2 separate regions of the Homo sapiens genome follow, and region 2 is linked to region 1. A link is a loop called in an ENCODE intact Hi-C map of the cell type or tissue named here. Cell type or tissue: PC-9. All regions are shown on one strand. Each heading gives the region's core, and the rest is flanking DNA. Links, peaks and the distances in the headings are about the cores only. Region 1 overlaps TGM2 (transglutaminase 2). Region 2 overlaps KIAA1755.

Region 1 (8,000 bases), core at 1-8,000:
CACAACTTTTAAGGTTCAAATCCCAGCTCAGCCTGTTATTAGCTGGTGACTTTGGGCCAGTCACTAACTTCTCGAAGCGGCAGTTTCATGTGGAGATAAGATCTGGACCACCTAATGAGCATTCCTGAATTATAGATGTAAAGCTCATAGCCTATACTAAATGCTATGCAAGTATTTGATAAATAAAATGGAAATGTATCCCAGACATCCTGAGGAAATTATGGAGCCAAGGACAGGCAACATGTTAGCAAGGAGGACATCTGTCTCGTTTCCTGCTCATACTGAGAGTGGAGCTCAGTGCCCCGCATGGGGCCAGCCCCAGGGCGTGTGTGTTCTCCAAGTGAATACGGGTGCCTGATGTTTACGTAAGTGTGGTTGATAACCGCCCCACACTGTCCGCAGACTTCCAATGCTGAGGACTAGAGGCTGGATAGATACAGTCTAGCACATCCATGTGATGGACCACGGTCACATTAAATAAAAATTCAAATCACAGAAAACTATCTGCTGGAGAAATGCCAATGCTTTATCCAGAAGTGGACAGAGCTGGGAAAAAATGTTCCATGCCGCTGGAGGTCTTAAACCAGGGCCCACGGATCCCCCCAAGGCACTACCAACAGAATTCAGGGGTCTATGAACCCTATGATGGGGAAAAAAGGGTATCTTTGTTTTCACCATAGCACTTTCTTCAATTGCAAAAGCAGGAAATGACCATAGCAGCCTGAGGAGCACTTAGGACTTGTCACTCATAAGAACCACAGGCGTGGTCATTACAACCTTACAGCTGTCCCAGATGGCAGGAAATTAATTTATGCTCATAAATTATCTCTACAACTATATTATGGAACTTACTGACTCTACCGCTAGATCTTGTTCTATAAAGAAGCATATGTTATTATATCATAAATTCATTTTTTAAAACTTGTGACAACTGTATTTTAATGTAATTGGTTTTCTTTGTAACGCTATGTATTATATTTTATACATTTAAAAATATTCCTAGAAAGTGTCCATATGCATCACAAAATTGTGCCTTAGTGTACTCTCTCTTTCAAACACACAGGTACTACATATATATATGTGTGTTTATATACATACATATATAAACACACACATATACACCCGCATACAAATACACGATTTGAAATCAGTGGAAGCTCGTGTGAATGTTAATGCTGCTTATTTTAGAGGGAGGAGACAAAGATGCTATTTGATTTTTTTCTTTGAGCTTCTCTGTATTTCCTGCTTTCCGCAATGCACGTGAATTATTTTTGAGATTTATCAAGAAGTGTGTTATTAAGATGTAAGTGAGGTCCCCCACCCTTCTGTGGACCCATCAGTGGTCTCCGGGTGAGCTCCTAGTTCTGCCGCCCTCCAGCTGAGTCACTTTAACTCTCCAAGCCTCGTCTTCCCCATCTGTTTGACGCGACAGTGCCCGCCCACGCACCTTCGCTCTTCTCCTGGGGCGTTGGGTCCAGGGCCTGCCAGCCCTCGTACCCCGGCTGCAGGTCCGGCCTGGTCATCCACGACTCCACCCAGCAGTGGAAGTTCCTGAGGGGGATAGGGGGGCGGGAATGAAGCAGAACATGAGCAACATTCATCGCCACCTCCCACGGGCAGACCATGCATTCATGTCCCCAGATGCAAGCTCGCCTCGTCCCAAACTGAGCCCAGGGTGTCTCCCCACTGCCTTGTTCTTCCCCCCACGGGGGCCCATCTCACAGCACCCTCTCTAGCCAAGGCGCCCACTCCTACACCTCAGAGCCCTTCTCAACTCCTCTCCCCTCCTTGCCCCTCTCAGTGGCCCCTTTGACCTCCTAATTTCTTGGCTCCATCCCTTCTTTTCTGTCCGTTCAGGGCTTATCACTCCCCACCTGGACCACGCCCCAGCCCCCCGCCCATCTCTTCCCCTCTAGCCCTCCTGGCAGTTGTCAGCCCCGCCCTCTCCCACTCTGAATCCTTGAGTGACAACCTATTGCTTTTGGAATCAAGCCTGGGCCCCCTAATGTGGCATTCCAGACTCCCGACAACATTTGCAGCATGATTCTTCCTGAGGCCCCATCATGTATGTGGTTGACTTTCCCTCTAGGCCTTCCCCAAGCCTGCTCAAATACTGCTGAACTTTTAAGGCCCAATTCAAATGTGACCTCCTCCAAGAAGCCCTCCAAGGTTTCCTCTCCATGGGGCCCTCCCTACTGGGCTCCGATCCCACCCTGGCCCCCACCTCACCAGATCATCTCGCTCTTGTCACCCTGGATCTCCCCAAACTCATTGCGGAAGTACTCGATGAGAAGGTTGCTGTTCTGGTCATGGGCCGAGTTGTAGTTGGTCACGACGCGGGTAGGGATGCCCAGGCACCTCAGCACTGTTGGAGAGGAGTGGAAAGCGGGGTGAGGTCCTGGAGACATCCGCCCTGCTCTGGGCCTCCACCTGCCCATCTGCATTCCAGGGAACACTGTACCTGCTGTCCAAGTGCTGAGAACATGAGCCAGCCCTTCCTGCCGGGACAATGGCGCCCACCTCTCTGGTCACCCCATGTCCATTCTATGCCCCTCACATCACAGTTGCCAGAAGGAGACTCTAAAATACAAACCCCGGCCAGGCGTGGTGGCTCACGCCTATAATCCCAGCACTTTGAGAGGCCGAGGGGGGCCTGAGGTCAAGAGTTTGAGACCAGCCTGGCCAATATGGTGAAACCCCGTCTCTACTAAAAATACAAAAATTAGCCAGGCATGGTGGTGCACGCCTGTAATCCCAGCTACTCAGGAGGAGGCTGAGGCAGGAGAATTGCTTGAACCTGGGAGGCGGAGGTTGTGGTGAGCCAAGATTGCACCACTGCACTCCAGCCTGGGCGACAGAGTGAGACTCCATCTCAAAATGAAATAAAGTACAAATCTGATGTCACCACTCCTGTGATCAATTGTCCTTGGTTCCCCATGGCCCTTGAGGTCAAGGCCAGTGCCCTGGCCATGGCCCTTGGCCCTGCAGGGTCTGGCCCCTGAACCCCTCCTCGCACGCTGTGCTCCTCCACACTGGCCTCCAGCATGCTCTGCCTCTGCCAGCTTCAAGGCATCGGTGTCTGCAATTCCCTCTGCCTGGAAGGCTGCCTGCCAGGTTCAGGTTGCCCCATCATTTGCATTCATAGCACGGCTGGAGATCCTTCATCCTTCCAGTGTACAGGCATGTGAGGGATTCTTTAATTAGTCCTCCAAGGCCAGTGAGGGATCTGTCTTATGTTAGATCCTGGAGCCCAGCACAGGCCTGTCATTGACTATTTTGTCAAATGGGATGAAGGAGTGGAGGAAGGAGAGAGGAGAGGAAAGAGGGAGGGAGGGAAGGAGTGATTGAATGACTGACTCTCCCCAAGATAGGGACTTAAAGACTCAAACAGCAGAACAGGCAGAGGAGGGCACAGAGGTCGGGAGACCCAGCTGCTTTCAGCTGTGTGACCTGGGACCAGTCCCTTCATGTCTCTGGGCCTTGGTTCCATCTCTTTGTGCATTAGTGATGCCACTGAGGACTCATCATCATTCCCAATGTACAAGAACACGGATGCACGTGGCCCTATAAATAGGTCGCAGCACAGATCAGGGTCCTCAGACTTGTCCGGAGGGAGGGCCCTGCATACCTGCCAACGCCCTGTTTGCTGGGAAAGGGGCTGATGTTGCAATGACAGGTTAAACAGCAACAGGACATTGACTGGCATCTGCAAGCTGAGCTCAGCTCAGAGAGGCGAGGAGCACAGGGGAGGGAGGAAAATCCCGGTGTGGATCTCACCCACACGGCCCACTGGGTGCTCCTGGCAGACGGAATTATGGGTGCTTTTACTCTCTCATTTTAAAAATGTGCTTTTTATGTGTATTGTAAAAGTAACAGATTCCCAGAAAAAAATATCTAAAAAATGAAGAGAAACAAGATTAGGCGTAATAAGGTAATCTGTGGGACTTTTGTTTTACTTTTAGTTTTGATTGAAGTTGAGTTTGGGAGTGGGGGAGAAGGGATGCGACCTTTGCCCTGGGGCCACCATCGATAGGCCAGGGTAAGAGCTTACTGGTTGGCCCTGGATTCCTGCCAGGAGATTTGTAGGAGCTTCGAGGAAGGAGGAAGGAACAGCTATGACCTCCCCCTCTTGCCTGGTTTCTGTCCCCCTGAGGCCTGGGCAGGGCTCAGCCCTAAGGCTGCCCTCAGTGAAGGCTGGTGTCCTAACCACAGGTCTTATCCCACCATGCAGTGGGCCTGAGGACAGACCGGAGGACGGGGGAGGTCTGTCTCTGCTTTCCAGGGAGCCAAGTGCCACTCTTGCCCCAGGGGTGGTGTCCCGGGAGGCCTCCTCATCAGTCTAACAGGAGGCTGCCCCAGCACCGTGCACACCTGGATCAGAGACTGACCCTGCTGCTCACCAGCTGTATGACCTTGGGCAAGCCACTCCCCTCTCTGAGCCTCCATTTCCTCCTCAGTAAGACAAGCTAATAATAGCAGCTTGTGGGGATTTGTGGTGATTCAGAGAGAGGCCGCGGGTGTGGGCACAGCCTTGTCTGCCCATTCCCAGAGCAAGCATTGAGGGGGTGCTCGGGAACAGCACAGTGTGTCATGGTGCCCGTTACGGCAAACGTCGTCCATCAGTGCTGGCTGATTCATGGACATTGAGGAAGTACAGTGAGGGATCCGGCTAAGAAAGCTGGAATGCCAGGCTCCCCTGGAAATCCCCAAACCCAAGCCTAACCGGAGCCAGAGACTGTGCTAAGTGATCTCTCCCTGGTATTAAGAGCTTCCTATGAATGAGATCAGTCACCATTGTCTCCATTTTATAGATGAGGAAATTGAGGCTTGGAGGCATCAATTCTCTTGCCCAAGTCCACCCAGGGGTTAGTGGCAGAGCTGGATTCAAACCCAGGCAGTCCAGCTCCAGAGTTCATGGGCCAATTCACCATTGGCTCCCCACGTGAACTCCACGGCCACAGTGGTCAGACAGCCCTTTTCTTGGCCAAGTTTTCCCTGGCTCCATCCTACACAGCCTGGGAAGAGGCTGCGGGGACCAGAACACAGCCCTGCAGTGGGCAGCTGAGGGGCAGGATCTGCTGCTCAATCTTCAGGCGGCCACAGCCCAGGGTGACCAGGATGACCAGGGTTTCTGCCGGTGAGCCTGGGGATCCAGGTCTTGGATTTCGGGGTTTTTCCAGGAAAACCCATGGGCTTCTTTGAAAAGAGGTGTTTTAGGGCTCTCAGAGGGAAGTGTCTGGCATGAAGGAGTTTCCACAAGAAAAAGGAATTCAGAGGTCACGGGGAACAGGCAGTCCCAGGCAGAGAGGCAGGAGTCAGAAGGCAAGGACAGCCGAGCTGAGAACCTAGGTTAGGCTGCCCTGACCCAGCCTGCTGGTGTGGAGGATGTGCTGGGGGCCCTGCCAGGCACCCTTTCCTGGGCCTTAGCACTGGTTTTGGAATCAGAAAAGCTGGAAGCCCCAGACCAGCCTTTTAGATTGAGCCTGGTAATAATAATAGTCGTGACAATAAATAGTATCATCACATAAGTATTTTCTATTATGCACCCAAAATCATTTTAAGCACTTCCCACATTCATTTATTTATTTAGAGATGAGGTCTCGCTCTGTCACCCAGGCTGGAGTACAGTGGTGCAATCATGACTCACCGCAGCCTCGACCTCCTGGGCTCAAGTGATCCCCCTGCCTCAGCCTCCCAAACAGCTAAGACTACAGGTGCACCACCACCACGCTCAGCTACCTCACACATATTAACTCATTTAATCCTCACAACCATCCCAGTATAAAGGTACTACCGTTGTGCCCATTTTACATACAATGGAACTGTGGTTCAGAGGAGTTAAGTGATTTACCTAAGGACACACAGCTGGTAAGAAGCAGAGCTAGGATTTGAACCCAGGCCTTGACTTCAGAATTTGTGCTCTCTCTCTTTTTTTTTTTTTTTTTTTTTTTTTGAGAGAGGATCTTGCTCCGTTGCCCAGGCTGGAGTGCAATGGTGCAATCATAGCTCATTGCAGCCAACCTCCAGGGGTCAAGCGATCTTCCTGCCTCAGCCTTCTGAGTAGCCAAGACTCCAGACACACAACCATGCCTGCTAATTTTTATTTTATTTTATTTTTTTGTAGAGACAAGGTCTCACTATATTGCCCAGGCTGGTCTCAAACTCCCGGCCTCAAGCAATCCTCATGTCTTGAGTCTACGTTCTTAGCCAGCATGTGATGCTAACCCATTCTCATAAGCACCATCATCAGCCTGGCAACAATCATCGACATTTTCTGGCCTTAAATTTTGAAGATTTTTGTTTTAGATTTATTTTACTTTTTTGGTTTTAAATTGCTCGATATTCCCCCTCTACATTTTAGAACATGCTTTCTTTCTTGACACTGATATTACTGTTAGGATCCAGTTATTACTGGCTAATATTTGCCGAGAGTGACACTGGGCTAGGTTCTGTGCTGAGTAGCTTCATGTCACACCCACTCTAGGAGGAAGGTCTTGATGTTGTCCCCATTTTCCAGACGAGGAAACTGAGGTTCAGAAAGAAGTCATTTGCTCAAGGTCACAGAGCAAGTGGTGGGAGGGAGGGGGTTTTTAACTCAAGTTAAAAATCCTGAGTTTTTGAGAACGTGGGCTCCAGTGCCCAAGTTCTCAGCCCTGAGCCCATGCAGTCTCTCCAATGATAGCCCTTGATCCTAACAACCACTGGAGGGATGGCTATTGGATAAAGGACCGGAGAGGGTGGTCACAGGCTCTAGGCCACATAGCGCATTGAGAGTGTTGGTGGCAGGGGGCAGGACCAGGGCAGGGATGTCCTGATTCCTACTCCAGTGCTCTTCGTGCCCCCTCCCAGGGCTCATGACCCACATCCCAGCGTGCAGCTCACCTGTGCAGGCCACGGCGGCGAAGACCCAGCACTGGCCATACTTGACGCGCTGGCAGCCGTGGTTCTTCCAGCGCCGCAGGATGTCCACGCTGCCGATCCAGGACATGGGGCTGACGCCGTCCCCGTAGTTGTTGTCCCAGCGTCCCAGCAGCACACCCTGGTCATCGTTGCAGTTGACCTGCAACCAGTGGGGCAGCACGGGGACTGAGCCTGGGATGGGGTGTCGGCTGTGCCGCCTGGGTGAGCCTGAGTACAGCAGGGGGTGAAAGCTGGGGAGGGGAGCTCCAGGGTGAGGAAAGAGCAGGTGCAAAGGGGCCATCGTGTGACAGACTGGTGTGCGGCAGATGGTGGGGGCTGGAGCCGGGGGACAGGAGGGAGATGGGGAAGAAGGAGGTGGGGCAGGGTCAAGGACTTGAACGCGATACTGGGGATGTGACTCTGTCCTATGAACACAGGATTGCTCGGGAGTGACATGGTGTGATCTAAGTTTTACAAAGACCCGCTTGGGCCCCCCACCCCAGATTGTGTCGTTCCCCCTAAACTCCCATTACCTCGAGAATAAAATCAGCCTCCTGACCATGATCCAAGAGGCCCTTCTGGTCTCACCCCTGCCCACCTCTGCAGCTTCCTCTGCACCCACGGGCCCTGCTCACTCCACTCCAGGCACACTGGCCTCTCTTCCTTCCTCAAACCTGCCAAAGTCGCTCCCTTCTCAGGGCCTTTGCACAGCTGTGCCCTCTGCCTGGAATGCCCTTCTCCTGGGTACCACCTTAGGGAGCCCCTCAGCCCCTCCCTGAGCCTGGCCCTGCAGTCCAACGCTCTCACACCTCGGGTTCCTTCAGAGCGTGCACCATCATTTATGAACCATGTGAACTGCCTGCTCGTTCATATGGTAGTTTGGTTAGTGTCTGTCTCCCCTCCCCTCCCCTCCCCTCTATAACACAGTCTCCATAAAGCTAGAGATCACACAGGACTTGCACACAGCTGTCTCCCCAGTGCTTAGGACATAAGTGGTACTTGATAAATATTTACTGAAGAAATGAATAAATTAATTGCTCTGGGGGACCCCATAGCATCACCCTCATCTGTGCAAATCTTATCTTTCCAATATAAGGTCT
Region 2 (16,184 bases), core at 5,861-13,860, 72 kb after region 1:
GGAGTCTCGCTCTGTTGCCCAGGCTGGAGTGCAGTGGCGGGATCTCGGCTCACTGCAAGCTCCGCCTCCCAGGTTCATTCCATTCTCTTGCCTCAGCCTCCCGAGTAGCTGGGACTACAGGCACCCGCCACCACGGCCATCTATTTTTTTTGTTTTGTTTTGTTTTGTATTTTTAGTAGAGATTGGGTTTCGCCGTGTTAGCCAGGATGATCTCGATCTCCTGACCTCGTGATCCACCTGCCTTGGCCTCCCAAAGTGCTGGGATTACAGGCGTGAGCCAATGCACCTGGCTTTTTCTGTGAGTTTTATAGTTTTAGCTCTTATATTTAGGTTGTTGATCTATTTTTAGTAAATTTTTTAATATGGTGTGAAGCAGGGGTCCAACTTTATTCTTTTATGTTTGGAAATCCAATTGTCTCAGCATAATTTGTTGAAGAGACTATTCTTTCTCCATTGAATGGACTTGGGACCCTTGTCAAAAATCATTGGCCATAGATGCATGGGATTATTTTGGGATTCAAAATTCTATTCCTTTGTCCATACATTTATCTTTATGGAAGTACCACACTGTTTTGATTACTATACCTTTGCAGTAAGTTTTGAAATTGAAAACTCTGGGTCCTCCAACTTTGGCCTTCTTTCCAAGATGTTTTGGCCATTTGGGGCCTATTGCAATCTGTTTTAAATTTGAGAAGTGGCTTTTTATTTCTGGACAAAAAAGCAGTTGGAATTTTGATAGGATTACATTGAACCTATATATTGCTTTGGGTGGTATTGACGTCTTAACAATCCTATCCATGAATATAGTGTGTCTTTCCATTTATTTAGGTCTTCTTTAATTTCTTTCAGTAATGTTTTGTAGGTTTCCGTGTATAAATCTTTCATCTCCTTGGTTAAATTTAGTACTGGGTATTTTATTCTTCTAGTGCTGTTGTAAATGAAATTGCTTTCTTAATTTCCTTTTTGAATTGTTTGTTGCTGGTATATAAAAACACAGCTGATTTTTGTGTGTTGATCTTCTAACTTGAAATTTCGCTGAATTTATTAGCTGTAGTAGCTTTCGTGTGGATTCTTTGGGATTTTTGAGATATAAAATAATGAGATCTGATCTTTTAAATATATAAATAGTTTTACTTCTGCTTTTCCAGTTGGATGCCTTTTTCCCCTTTTTCTTGTCTAACTGCGCTGGCTAGAACTTACAGTAAAATACTGAATAGCAGTGCTGCAAGTGGGCATTCTTGTCTTTCTCCTGACCTCAGAGAGAAAGCTTTTAGTCTTTCACCATTGAATTTGATGTTGGTTGTGGGTTTTTCATAAATGCCTTTTATCATGTTGAGTATGTTCACTTTTATTCCTATTTTTCTGAGTGTTTTTATCATGAAAAGCTATTGGGTTTTGTCAAATGCCTTTTCTGCATTGATTAAGATGGTCGTGTGGTTTAATTTCCTTTATTCCATTAATTTGGCATATTACACTGATTGATTTTCTTATGTTTAGCTATCTTTGCACTTCGAGAATAAATCCCACTTGGTCATGCTGTATAATCCTTTTAAGATGCTGTCATGTTTGGTTTGCTAGCATTTTGTTGAGGATTTTTGCATTTATATTCATGAGGTATATTCATAAGTTTAGTAATTTTCTTTGTGATGTCCACATTTGGCTTTGATATCAGGATAAGAGTGGCTTCGTAAAATGTTAGGAAGTGACTTCATTCCTTTTTAATGGCTAAATAATATTTCATTATGTGTATATTTTTAAAATCCGTTTTTAAAAAATCCATTCAACAGCTAATCAACATTTGGGTTGCTTCTACTTTTTGACTATCAGAAATAATTCTCAATAAGCATTCATGTATAAATTTTTGTGTGGATATGTTTTCATTTCTCTTGGGTATTGACCTAGTAATGGAATTGTTTGGTCATATGATAACTTGATGTTTCACAGTTTGAGGAACCGGCAAACTGCTTGCCAAAGTAGTTGCACCATTTTACATTGCCACCAGCAGTGTATGAGAGTTCTGATTTCTCCACATCTTCACCAACACTTGTTATACGTCTTTTTATTATAGCCATCTTTGTGGATGTGAAACAATATCTCCTTGTGGTTTTGATTTGCATTTCCCTGATGGCCAGTAATGTTGAATATCTTGTCATGTGCTTATTGGCCATCTGTACATCTTCTTTGGAGAAAAGCCTATTCAGGTCCTTTGTCCAGTTTAAAATTTACTATTATTAATAGTAGTATTTAGCTGTGAGAGCTTTTTACATATTATTGATACAGAATATTATCTTTTATGGGCCCACACTTGCAACTCTCTTCCAAGGTCTGCCCTGGAGCTACCAGACTCTGCTTTGTGCCACATGATTCTGCAGAAAGCCTGAAGTGCCTTGGAGGTGTAAAATGTCCTCCAGAGTTCCCCCACGCAGTCAGGCAGAGGCAGGGACTTGGTCTGAAATTGCACCTTGGCTTCCCTCCCTTCCCTGTTCTGCTTGCCTTTCTGGTTTCTCTTGTGATCACCTCTTCAATGAATCACCTGTACCTGAATCCTCACCCCTAGGTCCACTTCTGGGGAACCTGACCCCAGAAAAAGCTTGGAATGGCTGAGGAAATGAAAACAAGTTAGTGCTTCTGGAACTCAGAAGACATGGAGATTGAGATGAGGCTGAAGTGGAGGGCAGAGGCTGACAACACAGGCTTTGTAGATCACAGAAAGGTTGGATTTTCTATCTGGAGAGCTATGAGGTGCTACTGTTCAGGGTTAAGCGGGGCTGACATTATATTACATTTTGAAATACCCCTCTAGTTTCTGGGTGGAGAACAGATGAAGGGGATCCAAGTGACTGCAGGAAGACCACTGCGGACCCTGTTATAGTTGTCTGGGGCTAGAGGATGGAGGCTGGGATGAGGGTGAGGACGATGGAGGGAGAGAGAAGTAGAAGATAACAGAGAGATCAGGAGAGTGGATTTAGGGGTTAAGGGGAGGTTTGAGGACAACTTGCAAGTTTCCAGCCTGGGTACCTGGATGGATGGTCAGTGCACAGAGAGGGAAGCAGGACTGGAAGGGCAGGTCAGAGATTCCACATGCAAAACACCACCAGTTTTCCTTCCTGGTCTGACCTAATCCCTCCATTTCACAGATGGGGAAAGGAGGTCCTAAGGAAGTACCTGACTACCCAGAGTTCCCCAGCATGCCCCAGGCAGAGGGCAATGGGACCCCCAGAGTCCTGCCGCCTATCCAGAGCACTTACCCTACAGGGGACTCTCTGGCTCTGGCCTCAGAGAGCTATTTTCAGCTGGGGTTTGAGACGAGGCAAATTTGTCCTGGGCTGGAGGCCAATTCACAGCCCCTGGAGAACAGGACATCTCTGCTTTATGAGGTCAGACTGTATTCTGACCCCAGCCAGCCACCCTGTCTGGGTCTAAAGTGGGTGTGACAGCCACCCTGTCTGTGTCACAAGGGTGTGAGGGGCCTACCTCAAAGTGGCTGACAAAACACACGCTCATCCACAATCCTGGGTTTGGCATTGATCCAGAACCAGGCCCAGACCCTGTGCTTTCCCCTTCTTGGCCCCTTTCCTGGCTGTGTGACCTTGGGCAAGTCATTGCCCCTCTCCAGGCTTTAGTCTTCCCATCTGTAAAATGGGGCCATCTCAGAGTATGACTTCTGTGACCCAAAGGGTTGTAGTAAATATCAGATGGGAAATAGATGGACAAAAAGTGCTTTGCGAACTGTAAAGTGCCTAGACTTCTATTGGGGCTCAGTCCTATGTCTGCCCCACATCACTGCCCAGCAGTGAAAAGTCTTTTCAAAGCTTTGTTCCTTCACAAGATGGCTACTCCTCTGGAAAGGAAGAAGTCTTGGTGTGGAACACAAGGATCCAGAGATCTTATTTTCCTGACCCAGCAGGCTTGGCAAATCCAGTGGACAGATGGAAAAACTGAGGAGCACCTATCTACTCAGAGGCACTAGGCTGTTAAGCCTGGATTCAAAAGCAGGGCTCTCCAAGATGAGAAAGATCCTCATCCATCCAACGCCTCCATTGGAAAGATGGGGTAAACTGAGCACCAGAGAGAGGAAGCAACCTGCCTCGGGTGACCAGGCCATCAGCAACAGGGCAGAGTGGCACCTGAAGTGCCTGACTTCCAGGCTGTGCTTCTCTTTCTGTCTCTTGCCTACCAGCCCCTTGAGCTTGAAAAAAGTGTTCCCATCACAGTGGGATGTTGACAGTCACATCACTGGCTGACTTGGGGTTCCTTGAAAGCCCATCTTCTTCCACCACAGCAGGCTTCAAACTTTGTTTAAAAATCCCATGGAGGGGCACTGTGGCCTCTGCCTCCTCAGAGCAGTCTCTCAGGGGCTGAGGCTTTGCTGATTCAAAGCTATGTCATCACTCGCAGGGAATCTCTGGGGGAGGCCATGCCATGCCATGCCCCTACTGTGGGCATATTTGGGCAAAGTCAATAAACTAGGCCCAGATCAAGTCCAGCTCTGCCCCTCACTGTGGCACTGGGCAAGGTACCTCCAAATCTCTCTGAGTTTCAGCTTTGTCCTCAGTAAAATAGGGTGGAATCAGTCCTCATAATGTTGTAAAAAAAATTCAACAAGCCCTGTAAAGCTTTTAGAGGATTTAGCTCAAAGCTAGGCACAAAGAAAATGCAAAAGAAATGTTAGCTGTTATTATTCGATATTTTTATACATTGTTACTCATTATGACATTTCATTTCTGCATTCCCTTCTTCCCCAGGGGATGCAGTGAGGGGAGAGATTGTTGGGGTACAGTTCTTTCTGGGGACAGAGGGATGCACAAGGTAACCTTGGGGACTCCTCCCGCCCAAGTATTCTTAGATTACCTGTGCCCGCTTTGCCCCCCTTCCTTCTAGCAGTAGCTGTGGTCTCTCACAAGTCAGTTTCCATCCCAGCACCCCAGTTTCTGTGGCTCCCTGCCTGTGGTACCCACTGGCTGGATGCTGTTGCTATGGCAACAGCATTTTAAAAGCCGTCGGCCCTCTCTGAGGCAACAGGCATGGATGGAGATGGGCTGATCAACGCCTCTTGCATCTTTGGGCCTGTCTGGATGGAAGGCAGGGAGGGGAATGCAAGAATCAAACCTGGCTTTGGGTGGAGGACTCAGGCCCCAGCCCCGGGTGTTCCCCAAATGCACCCCCACTTTGCTGAGTCACACAGGAAGAGCACTTGGCTACAAACGCAGATTCCAGCCACCTGCCAGCACCAAGAGTCTATTTTAATGTCTGGGGTAGGATTCCCTAGGAAGCCTTTTGACCGGCTCTGCTCATGGCTCTGAGGCAGGCAGGCCCTAGACCACACCTGGGGAAGTCTTCAGTCTTGGAAGATTCCTGAAGCCATTTTAGGTATCAAGTGTGTGACTCTTGGCTGAGACAGCTCCTGAGAAGCCCTAGTTGTCCTCCTGTGCCTGGCCCAGGCCTGCCTCTCTCCCCTTCACAGCCTCATTGTGGGGGACCTGTGCCCCACAGCCTCTTTCTGGAGCCAGGAAAATTCAGAGCTAGGTGACCAAGAGGCCACTTCAGTAATGCATCCTACTGCAGAGGTAAGGCAAACACTTTCAGCTTAATGACACTCCAGAGAGGCGCTGGCAGGGGCCACTCTGGCCAGTATGAAGGGTGGGGCTTCTGGATGCTCCATCTAAGATCCGACAGATAGGCCCCTTCCCACGGTCCCCAACCACCAGGACCCAGCTGCCCACAGAACCCCAATGGTACTGGGCCACAGAGGCTGGGCATAGAGAAGTGGAAGTTGGGCAGGGAAGGGGACAGAAGACATTGAGTTCAGGGAGGCTTGGTGGGGAGGTGAGAGAGAGGAGGGACCTCTAAGGCGGAGAGGATTCTCTCTGGAGGACAAGGACAAGGTTCCACAGGGTTCCTTGAACTTGAGAATGAAGGTCCCATGCCTGCTGAAGAGGCCTTGTGAGACAGGGAGCACAGAAGACATGTCCTTCCTTTCTAAGCACAGGAACCGGCCTCTGGCTCCAGGAGGCAATTCTCTTTGCCAAGACCAATGGAGCTGGCTGTGCGTGCTGTCTACGAGTGCCAGCTCCTGAGGGTTGGCAGATAAATGCTCTGGATGCCTCACGCCTCAGGGGGTGTTCAAGGATTCCATGCTGTCTTTCAGAGATCTCCAGAAAGATCCAGCTACAGTTGCCAACATGGAAATTTGTATGAGGGTGGGGCACAGTGGCTCATACGTATAATCCCAGCACTTTGGGAGGCTGAGTCCAGAGGATCACTTGAGCTTGAGATCAGCCTGCCTGGGCAACATAGCAAGACCCCATGTCTACAAAAAATAAATAAATAATAAGCTGAGCATGGTGGTGCATAACTGTAGTCCCAGCTACTTAGGAGGCTGAGGTGGGAGGATTGGTTGAACCCAGGAATTTAAGGCTATGATTGCACCACTGCACTCCAGCCTGGACACCAGAGTGAGACCCTGTCTCTGGTGGGGTCGGGGGGGGTGGGCGGAAAAGGCAATCCCAGCACTTTGGCAGGCCAAGGCAAGAGGATCACTTGAGCCCAGGAGTTTGAGACCAGCCTGGGCAATGTAGTGAGGCCCCATCTCTAAACATAAAATACAATGAAGTTTTAAAAATTAAAAAAAAGAAAATTTGCTTGACAACATACTCTTTATTCCCTTTGCAGATTCGCCTCCTACTCCCCCAGCAGAGGTTCCTGGATCAGCACCAAACACACTGATCCTTAAATCCTCATCTCAGGGTCCATTTTCCTGGAATCCAAGACAAGGAAGCACTCCCGAATCTCCCCGAGGATTCTGCCTAAGGGCAACACTGGCCCTCGTACCCGAGGGGAGAGCTGTGTATGTTCCTGAGCTGCAGGTGGGTGTCTGCCTGCCTGCGAGCGAGACCTCTGGAGGGGTCTGTGCCGACAGGTCTTTCCACAATGAGAGCCTGGAGGGATGGAGCCAATCACACCATTTATTGTGCCCTGGTTCTGACGCCCACTCTTGCTATTCTGCATGGGTGAAGATCGGGTCTTCCAGGAGTTTTCTGGAGCCAGGGGCAGGTCGACAGTTCTCATCCTCCCAGCAGAGGCAGAATGTAAAACCAGTGCTCCATGGTGACGTCTCACTGGGACTGACCAGAGCTCCCAGCTACCCCTCCAGCTGGGCCCTGGCCCAGTGCTCCTGGAGGCTGGTGCGACTGAAGGGGCCTCTCAGCTAGAGGGAGGCAAGGGGACTTGTCTGGGGTGAGTCCTCAAGGGATGTCTGTGAGTCTGTCCCCTCTGAGGAGAAGCTGCCCCCAGTGAGGCGAGGGACCTGGCTCTGCCTGGGGGGCTGCTGCCGGAAGAAGGTGGTGGCAAGCAAATGCTCGCGGGCAGGGTCAGGCAGCTTGTGGGAGCCTTTGCCGTCTTCAGCCTCTGCAGCCTGGCCAGCTTCCTGGGGTGGAGAGCCTGCCTGGAAAGTTCTGTTCTGTTCCCCTCTGGGGGGCCCAGGAGGCCAATAGGACTTTGGCAAATGGTCCATGCCCAGTGAGTCTAGTGGAGGCTGATCCCACCTCCCCTTGGAAGTGACCTCTACACTCACACCCTGGCCCTTGGCTGCCACCCCTCTTCGTTCTGGGCGCGCTGAGTGAGCAGCTGGAGCCTCTGGGCAAGAGCTGTGGGTCAGTGCCTTCTCCAGGAGCATCCGGATCTCCTCATGCCTGATCCGGGCCTCCTCCCATAGCTCCTGGCCCAGGCCTGCCCGGCTCAGGGAGGCCACCTGCAGCCCCACGGCTGCGAGCTTCTCAGCAGGGAACTCAGATGCCAGTCGCTGCAGGTAGCGGTGGAGGCGGCGCTGGTCCCCAGGACTGACCCTTGAGGTCTTGTCCAGCCTGAGCTGGGCCATCAGGTCCTGACAGTCCATGTGGAACCAGGTCATCTGGGGGACAAGAAGAGAGGGAGGTGGGGGCTCAGGCTGGAAGTGGGACCATGGAGGACTGAATTAATAAGTGCCCAATGCCAGGGCCCCGCTCAGCTTGGCCATGATCTTCTCCACTGACCATGATGACCCTGGTTTCCCTCTCTTCCCTGGGGTGCACACACCTGCCATCTGGAAACAGCCCCCAAGCACCCTTAGAATCATCAGACACCTTTTTTTTTTTTTTGAGATGGAGTCTCGCTCCATCACCCAGGCTAGAGTGCAGTGGTGTGATCTCGGCTCACTGCAAGCTCTGCTTCCCAGGTTCAAACAATTCTCCTGTCTCAGCCTCCCGAGTAGCTGAGGCTATAGGCACCTGCTGCCATGCCCAGCTAATTTTTGTATTTTTAGTAGGACGGGGTTTCACCTTGTTGGTCAGGCTGGTCTCGAACTCCTGACCTCAGGTGATCCACCCGCCGCAGCCTCCCAAAGTGCTGGGATTATAGGCATGACCCACTGCGCCCAGCCCATCAGACACCTTCTAATAGACCTACGGGCCAGCAGGGACTTAGCCCTCTCTGGGGCTCAGTTTCTTCTTCTGTAAAATGGAAGTTGCACTAGATGATCATGAAAAGCCTTTTGAGAGGTGAAATTCCTCTCCATGGTTGTATTAACCCTTGAGAGTGCTGTGAGGGAGGAGTCTGCCTAATGCTTATTGAGCACTGACCGTTTGCCAGGTTCTGTGTGTCTCAGGCAGGATTGCACTGAACTGCACCAGCAGCCCATTTCACAGAGAAGAAAACTGAGGCTCAGAGAAGTGAACTCACTTGCCCTAGGTCACATAGCAAGTCAGGGAGGAGCTGGGATTCCACCTCTGATCTGTCCTCCAAGCACCTTCATGGGCAGAAGGAGAAACCGGCCAGGCAGGGGTGTGCCCTCACCATCACACCTTGAGACTGTCAGCCACACCAGGCCCGCAGGCCCCCTCCCTCCAGCCGAGCCTCTGCCTCATTTTGTGATTCTGTCTGTCCCCGCTTCCCCCACAAAACGTCTGCAGACTGCAAAGAAGCCAACACGTTCCCAGCCGCTCGTGAAAAACATAATCTTTCTCTCCATTAATTTAGAACCCGATAGCGAGCTGTTAGGCTGTAGGGATTGGAGAACCATTTTCTCCGAAGAGACCATCTTTCCACGGATTAAGGGAACTTGACTTTAGATAAATGGCTTCATATTCGTGCAAGCACACGGAGCTCATGGCCGGGAAAGAGCTCCATAAATCTCCGTTAGTGGCACCATTGTGTTATTATTATTTAGGACCAAAGCTGCTGCACACACGCTCCCCACCAGGGGCTGAGCCTGGTGCTGGGCTGTCCCATCATCTGTCTGTGTGTCCAGGACTTGACCTTCCAGGCTAAGCTGGACAGAGATGGATAGCACCTCAGAAATCATCTTGCCCAACCCCTTATTGAACGGATTGAAATTCAGGGCCAGTGAGGAAACAGGGCCAGCCCAGTTCCAACAGCGAGAGTTGGACTCAGAGTCAGGGTTGCTACCTCCCCCGTATGACTTCTAGGCCTGGCACAGACGCCACCTCCACACAGGCCATCCCCAGGCTTCCAGCCTATCCTGACTCCCCGCACAGCCTCCCTGAGACCTTGTGGGCCGAGCCCGTGCCAGGCACCATGGATAGAGCCAGGACCAACTCGAACCCAGTCCCTGTCTCAGGGAGCTCGCCTCGCAGGCACCATGCAAGAGACAAGCGAGTGACAAGGACCAGGACAACTTCAGGTCAAAGTGAGCACCCAGAAGCGACAAAACAGGGTGACGAGAGAGAACCAGAGTGGGCAGTCAGAAAGGGTGTCTGCAAAGAGGGGATGTGTGAGCTGAGAGCGGAAGAAAGACAAGAAGCCAGCCGGTCAACGGGAAGAGCTTCCCAGGCTGAGGGAACAGCACGTGCAAAGACCTCAGAGTTGGAGCACGTTTGATCGATCCGGGAAGGCCAGTGGGGCTGAAATTGGCTGAAATCAGTGGGCAAGGCAAAGAAGCTACCAGATGTCTTTAACCCTGGAGGCACTACTCCTCTTCTTCCTCCTCTTAATGATAATAATAATATTGATGTTAATAACAATTCTGAATTTGAACAAAGCCCTGTGCCAGGGGTTACTTCCATTGAAATCTGTCATTAGCTGGTAAGGCTGGCAGTAGAGCCAGATGGTCTGGGTTTGAATCTCTGCCCACTCAGTTAGCTGTGTGACCCTGGGTGAGTTATCTGACCTCTCTGTTTCCTTAGGTGGAAATGGGCATAATAGTAGTACCTGTCTCATAGGATCGGGGCGACAATAAAATGATACGTGAAATGACTAGAACAGGGCCTGGCTTGTCATAAGAACTACACGGCCATTAACTATGGTCTTAGCAAAGAGCTGAGGCCTAGAGCAGTGAAGACTGTGGTTGAGGTCACAGAGCTCACGCAAGGACATGAAGCCCCAGACTCCAAGGCTCGGATTCCGCCTGTATCGTGCTCTTAACTGTACACAGCTGGAACTGGGGGAGCCCTTTGCTGCCACTGCCAACATCTGCCTCCCTTGCCCACTGTCCCAAGGAGACAGAGAGTGCCCTGTCCTCCCAGGGCCCCAGGCGTGAGTTGACCAGAGTCCCTCCTGCTGCCCTCTGAAGCAGCCTGTGATCGCTGTGGCCTGCACGTGGGGCTGGCCTGACAGCTGGGAGGCTGGGGTCAGGTCTTTCTCATGCTTTGTCCTTGGTGACAAGTGCAAGGGGCAGCCAAGGGCACTGGGTCTGGGCCAGCCATGGGGGTCCCTGTCCCAGCTGGACCACACTCTCCCAGGCTGCTCCTTTGTCCCCACAGACCTCAGTTTTCCCATAATTTTTTTTTAAAGAGAGATTTGGCTACATGAATTTAGGACAGGTGGCAGCTCCTAAATCAAATCATCCTTCACCACTGCCCTCTTTGGGCAGTTTTCTCATCTGTAAAATGGGAACAACATTGGTTCCCTGTCATCAAAGAGGTATGGATAAGAATGAAGTCAAGTAAGGTGTGTGAAGTGCTCACAGGAGGTCTGGCATGGTGTACACACTCAGAAATGTGCACTCCCCTCCCAACAACCCCTCATCCTCACCATGGTCAAGCCTGCTTGGTGAAGGGATCTGTCGTCATTTCTCTTCTCTTTGGGGAAGCATATAAGGCATGTCACGGGGTACCACAGACACATCTATGTTCAAATCTCAGCTCTTCCCCTTCCTCTGTTTTTTTCCTGTTACAAGACTTGGGGAGTGAATCACGATGAGCCTCCGACTGTGTCTGGGTATCCCTGTCCCTGCTGTGCCCCCAGCCAGGGGATGGGGGTGGTGTCTGTGCAAGTGGGTGGGGGGGGGCTGTGTCTAGGTATCCAAGGGATGGGGGCGGTGTCTATGCAGTCAGGCCATGGGGCTGTGTCTAGGTATCCCTGTCCCCACCATAGCCCCAGCCAGGGGATCGGGGGGTATCTGTGCAGGTGGGCCGCGGGGCTCACCCTCTTGCAGAAGCGGTGCAGGTGGAGCAGCGTCTCGAGGTCCGTGCGTTGCCGCTCGGCCGCCATGTAAAAGTGGGTCAGCTCAGCCTGGAAGGCCCGCTGGGTAGAGGCAAAGGCTGCCAGCTCTGGGAACTCTGCACGTTCTGCCTCCCCAGCCCCTCTGGCTGTAGCTCCCAGCTGAGCGGCCTGCTTGGACAGCTCCAGGCCTCGGCGGTACTGGGCCTGAGAGGGGAGAGGAGGGGGCGCCCACTCAGCACCCACCTTGGCTGGGGCCTCCCTCGGAGGTCAGCAACCTCCAGCTGCCTTGCTGGCGAGCCAGGAGACTTCCTGAGCTTCAGTTTCCTCATCTGTAGAATGGGGACCCTAATAGCACCCACCTCACAGGGCTTAGCTCCTGGTGAGGGTTGAACAATTAAGAGCAGTTATCACGCTTCTGGAAGTCTCCAGGCCCTCGCCATGGCAGTTCACTTTGCCTAGCCGGGCTCTGCTTAGATGTTCCTTCTGGAAAACTTCTCTGACTCCAAAGGCTCCTGCTCTGAGTCCCCACATTCTCCCTTACTGTGCGCTTCCCTGTTTGTCCCCGCCCCCGCCCCCGCTCCCCACTGGCCTGAGAATTCCTGAGCGCTGATACGGGGCTGAATCACCCTGTGGTCCAGAGCCTTGTCACATCGCATCACGTTGATGCAGCTTCCCTGCCCTCCAACCCCCGGCTCTGTGAGGCTGAGTTATTAGGTCTAGGATGGGGCCCTGGAAACTGCATTTTAAGAAACCCTCTGGGGGATTCAGAATATTCTTTGGGCTTGGCCATCTGGTAAGAATCTCTGGGGGAGATAACATCTCAGCTGAACTCTGCAATCCAAGCTGGTTCCCTCACTGTCTCTGGAACTTTTCTTGCTCTTTCCCACCTCCACAGCTTTGCCCTGGCAGTGCCACCCCCTCTAACGCCCTCTCCATCTGCTCCAGTCCTGCTCCTCTGTTGTCTGGAACGCACTGCAGCCTGGAGGAAGAAGTTCTCAAATTCTGCGTGGGCTTTCTCCACTGTCTCCAAACTTCCATCCTTGGGGGTCAGTGATTGCAGGCACCGCCTTCCTTCCTGCTCCATCCAGTCGCTGACCTGGGGCAGGAGAGGCAGATTTGGACATGAGGGGCTGCTAGGAGACCTCCCTTGTCCAGCTCCCCCACTTCCTTGCAGGCTGAGGTCTTCTGTCTTCACTCATTCAGTGGCTAGGCCTGTGACCACTGGCTTGGACTGAAATTCTCCCAATTCTGGGCGTGGGAAGAAATGACTTGGGGAGGGGGAGTGTGTGGTCATGTTCTTCAAAGCGGGACCCTGGAGGGCATCTGGCCTGGCCAACGCCCTCAGTGCACAGTTATCTGAATGAAGGCACAGGGTGGTGAACTTCAGGCTACTCTAACCACTCAGAGACGCCGGATCATAAAAGGGGTGGCCTCAGGGGTGATGAGCTCCCTGTTCGGGTGTGTGTGTGTGTTTGTGTGCGCGTGCACATGCAAACAGTGCTGGAGAAGAAGCTGCAGGCTGCAGAGGAAAGTCCATGGGCCTGCTGGGAACTCACCATGTGAACATGGTAAGCCACTCCCCCTTTCTGGGCCTCAGTTTACTCAGTGGTAAAATGGGGTAGACATGAAGATTCAATGAGGGATAGAGGGTATATAATGGCTCTCAACCCCGAGTGGAAGTTCCTTTCTTATTCTGGGGCATCTTAAAGAGCCTATTCACTCACTTTATCTTCACAGATCCAATGTAGCACGTACTGATATTACCCCCCATTCAACAAATGAAGATACTGAAGCACTGAAGAGTTAAACATCTTGTCCAGGGCCACACCACGAGTAAGTGCTGGAGCCAGGAATGAACCAGGGCTGTCTGATGCAGGAGTGTGCCGTGCCCCACAGCTCCAGGCTGACAGGAATGTGTTGGTTCTCGGCACCGGCAGTCAGATGAAGCCACACCAGGTGCAGGTTCCAGAATCAGACCCCGAGATATGCAACCACAAGCAGGTAACATAATGTCTCCCAGCCTCAGTTTCCTCATCTGTGCAGTGGATGAAATCCTAGCACCTTCCCCATGAGTTCAGAAAGCAATGATGTTCACAACGGCTCTGGCCCAGGGCTTGGCACAGAGTTGGCGCTCAATAAGTGCAGCTCTTGGGGCTATGTTTTCACCCACTGAGCACTTATTGAGCACCAGGTCATGTGCTACGCCCCAAGGATGCCTGCCTGGCCTTTGAAGGATCGCCAGCTTGGTGTCCTTTCTCCAGAACAAAGCACCTGACTAGGGACGGGCCCAGAGTCGGGGCTTTCCTGTGGAATGTGGCCAGGCAGAACCCCCACACCCCAAGCCAGACACCCCTTTCACCTGGTGAATGGCAGCTTCCAGGCGGCCCAGGCGGACACGGAGCTCCAGCTTCCCCAGGAGGCTGTTGGAAGCGGTGACCAGAACATGAAGCTGCTCGTCCACAAGGCTGTACAAGGCAGTGGCTGCAGCCAGATGGCTCCTGGGAGGTGGGCGGAGGTGAGAAAAGGCCTCTGTTGCCCTCTTCACCCTGCTGTACTTCTGTCCCGCATAGGCCTGCCCCTCCATCTCTGTGGCCCCAGCCTGGGTTTCCAGCTAACTTGCTGTGTGACTGTGGGCAGGCCCTTCACCAAGGGCCTCAGCCTTGGTCTTCCATGGGACTGGGAGGACAAGAGAACACAGTAGGAAGTGAACTGACCCTCCCCCTTCCCTAGAAGGGAATGAAGCTGGCCGGACAGATCTGGGTTCAAAGCCCAGCTCTGCTGCCTTCTAGTAGGAGGCTCTGTGCAAATTTCTCAACCTTTCTATGTCTCTGCTTTTTATTCTGTGAGGTGGAGATAATCACAGAACCCACTTCATAGCATGGTTGTAAGGATTAAATGATCTAACGCCCTGGCCCTCAACTCTAGCTATACATTATAACCTGCCCTGGGAGCTTTAACAAATCTTAGTGCCCTGCCCCAGGCCAACAAAGTCAGACTCTGAGTGCAACCAACACACTGATGTTTCCCTTTTTTTTTTTTTTTTTTTTTTGAGACGGAGTCTCACTCTGTCACCCAGGCTGGTCACCCAGGCTAGAGTGCAGTGGCGCGATCTCCATTCACTGCAACCTCTGCCTCCTGGGTTCCAACGATTCTCCTGCCTCAGCCTCCTGGGTAGCTGGGATTACAGGCACGCACCACCATGCCGGGCTAATTTTTGTATTTTTAGTAGAGACAGGGTTTCACATATTGGCCAGGCTGGTCTTGAACTCCTGACTTCAGGTGATCTGTCTGCCTCAGCCTCCAAAAGTGCTGGCATTATAGGCATAAGCCACCACGCCCGGCTGAGACACTGATGCTTTCTAAAGCACCTCAGGCGGTTCCAGGGACAGCCAGGGCAGAGAACCAGCGCTCATGCGTGCAAAACACTTAACACAGTGCCCAGCGCACGATGTTTGTCAGGTCCGTGCTATTTCTATTGCAATGGTGGGAAGTAGCTGCAACATGCCTGCCGGCCCTGCCTCCATTTCACAGATGGGAAAACTGAGGTCAAGGGAGGGGAATCGACTTGCAGATGACAACCTGAGTTGGAACCCCACCCAGGGCTGTTTCTGCACATAATTTTAAAAAATGCTCAAAGCCACAAGTCACTAAGGAAGAAGTGTGGATGGGATTTCAGGCATGGTGATATTTGTGTGAAGGGAGGAATCTCCAACCCTGCTCTGCCCTCCTCTGCCTTCAGAGGGAAAATGGAAGAGAGAAGATGGAAGAAAAGCTTTTGACTTCCTGGAGGGTGCTTTGCTCTACCTCAGCCTCCCCATCTGACTGCAGCTCCCCACGGGTTGCCACCCTTGCAGGGAAGAGGTGTGGCCCAGGGTGCGTGAATAGGATAGAAAATCTCTGCCTGCCTGGAGAGGGAGGGACGGAGGGACGGGGACAGCCTAGGGGCTGCAGGGACCCGCTGCAGAACAAACGCCCACAGCAGCTCATGTGGGACCACAGTGACCCCTGCTGGAGATGCTGGTAGCTGCGGGTCTGCGGGGCCTCGGATGGACAGGAGGGGCCTGGGCTGGTGGGGCAGGTAAGGGTGGAAGAGGCTGAGAAAGGCAGTGCCAACCCCCACCAGGCACTGAGGGGCAGGGAGATGACCCCATACCAGTGCTGCCCGTGCGTCCATCTGTGTAAGCCTGCTCTCAAGTCTAGTGCAGCTCTGGGTGGTGTGTTCAAGATTCTGGGACCAGACTGCCTGGATTCAAGTCCGGGCCCCACCACATCCCAGCTATGTGACCCTGGACTAATCACTTACCTTCTCTGAGCCTCAGGTTCCTCCACTGTAAAATAGGCATAATATCTGCAGCTACCTCGGAGTGAATTAAGTGAGCTGGTATTTGTAAATCCCTGAGAAAAATGCTGGACACATACAAAGTGCTATTTAGGTCTTGGTTCTGTAAACAAAATGTTCTTAAAAGCTCATGCATACCAGCCCTTGACTTTGAATATAAGTAGCTGTGTTCTAAGAGGGTGAAAATACTTGCAATTACTGACCAATTTAATGACTGACTTTTCCCCACCCCCTAAATTTAAGAAAGCTGGGACTTTCCAGGAATGTCTATAATTTATTCTGGCTCTGAGACCCCTGAGACACCATGAGGTTCTCACAAGTGTGTCTGAGCAGCCTACCGGGAAAGGCAGGGCCGGGTAGGGGTTAAATGCCCAGAAGGCCTGGCTTCAAATCCCTTACCAGCCGCTGT

The links. A loop is a pair of places that touch in the nucleus more often than their neighbours do. Peaks named below come from ENCODE experiments on the same cell type or tissue, not always from the same donor. Only the 100,000 strongest peaks of a DNase experiment are listed, where the experiment ranks them.
Region 2: it touches region 1 in a loop (5-fold over the local background); 2 of 110 quality-filtered maps call a loop at or near these places.

The regions. Positions count from the first base shown.
Region 1 is chr20:38,139,835-38,147,834 of GRCh38, forward strand. TGM2 (transglutaminase 2) reads right to left here. Exons shown (of 13, transcript NM_004613.4): 6 at 6,883-7,060; 7 at 2,230-2,365; 8 at 1,448-1,551. Among named protein-coding and RNA genes, the nearest start is that of TGM2, 21 kb to the right of the region's middle. RefSeq lists enhancers at 2,401-3,070, 3,071-3,739. In PC-9, for the core only: no CTCF peak of the experiment used is centred there; DNase peaks (open chromatin) are centred at 3,667, 4,157, 4,527 and 5,617; H3K27ac peaks cover 7,162 bases.
Region 2 is chr20:38,205,835-38,222,018 of GRCh38, forward strand. KIAA1755 reads right to left here. Exons shown (of 14, transcript NM_001029864.2): 11 at 13,796-13,934; 12 at 12,410-12,532; 13 at 11,419-11,640; 14 at 4,669-7,909. The coding sequence ends at 7,208. Among named protein-coding and RNA genes, the nearest start is that of KIAA1755, 47 kb to the right of the region's middle. RefSeq lists enhancers at 11,681-12,880, 13,295-13,796. In PC-9, for the core only: CTCF peaks have their summits at 9,241 and 9,442; a DNase peak (open chromatin) is centred at 12,017; H3K27ac peaks cover 531 bases.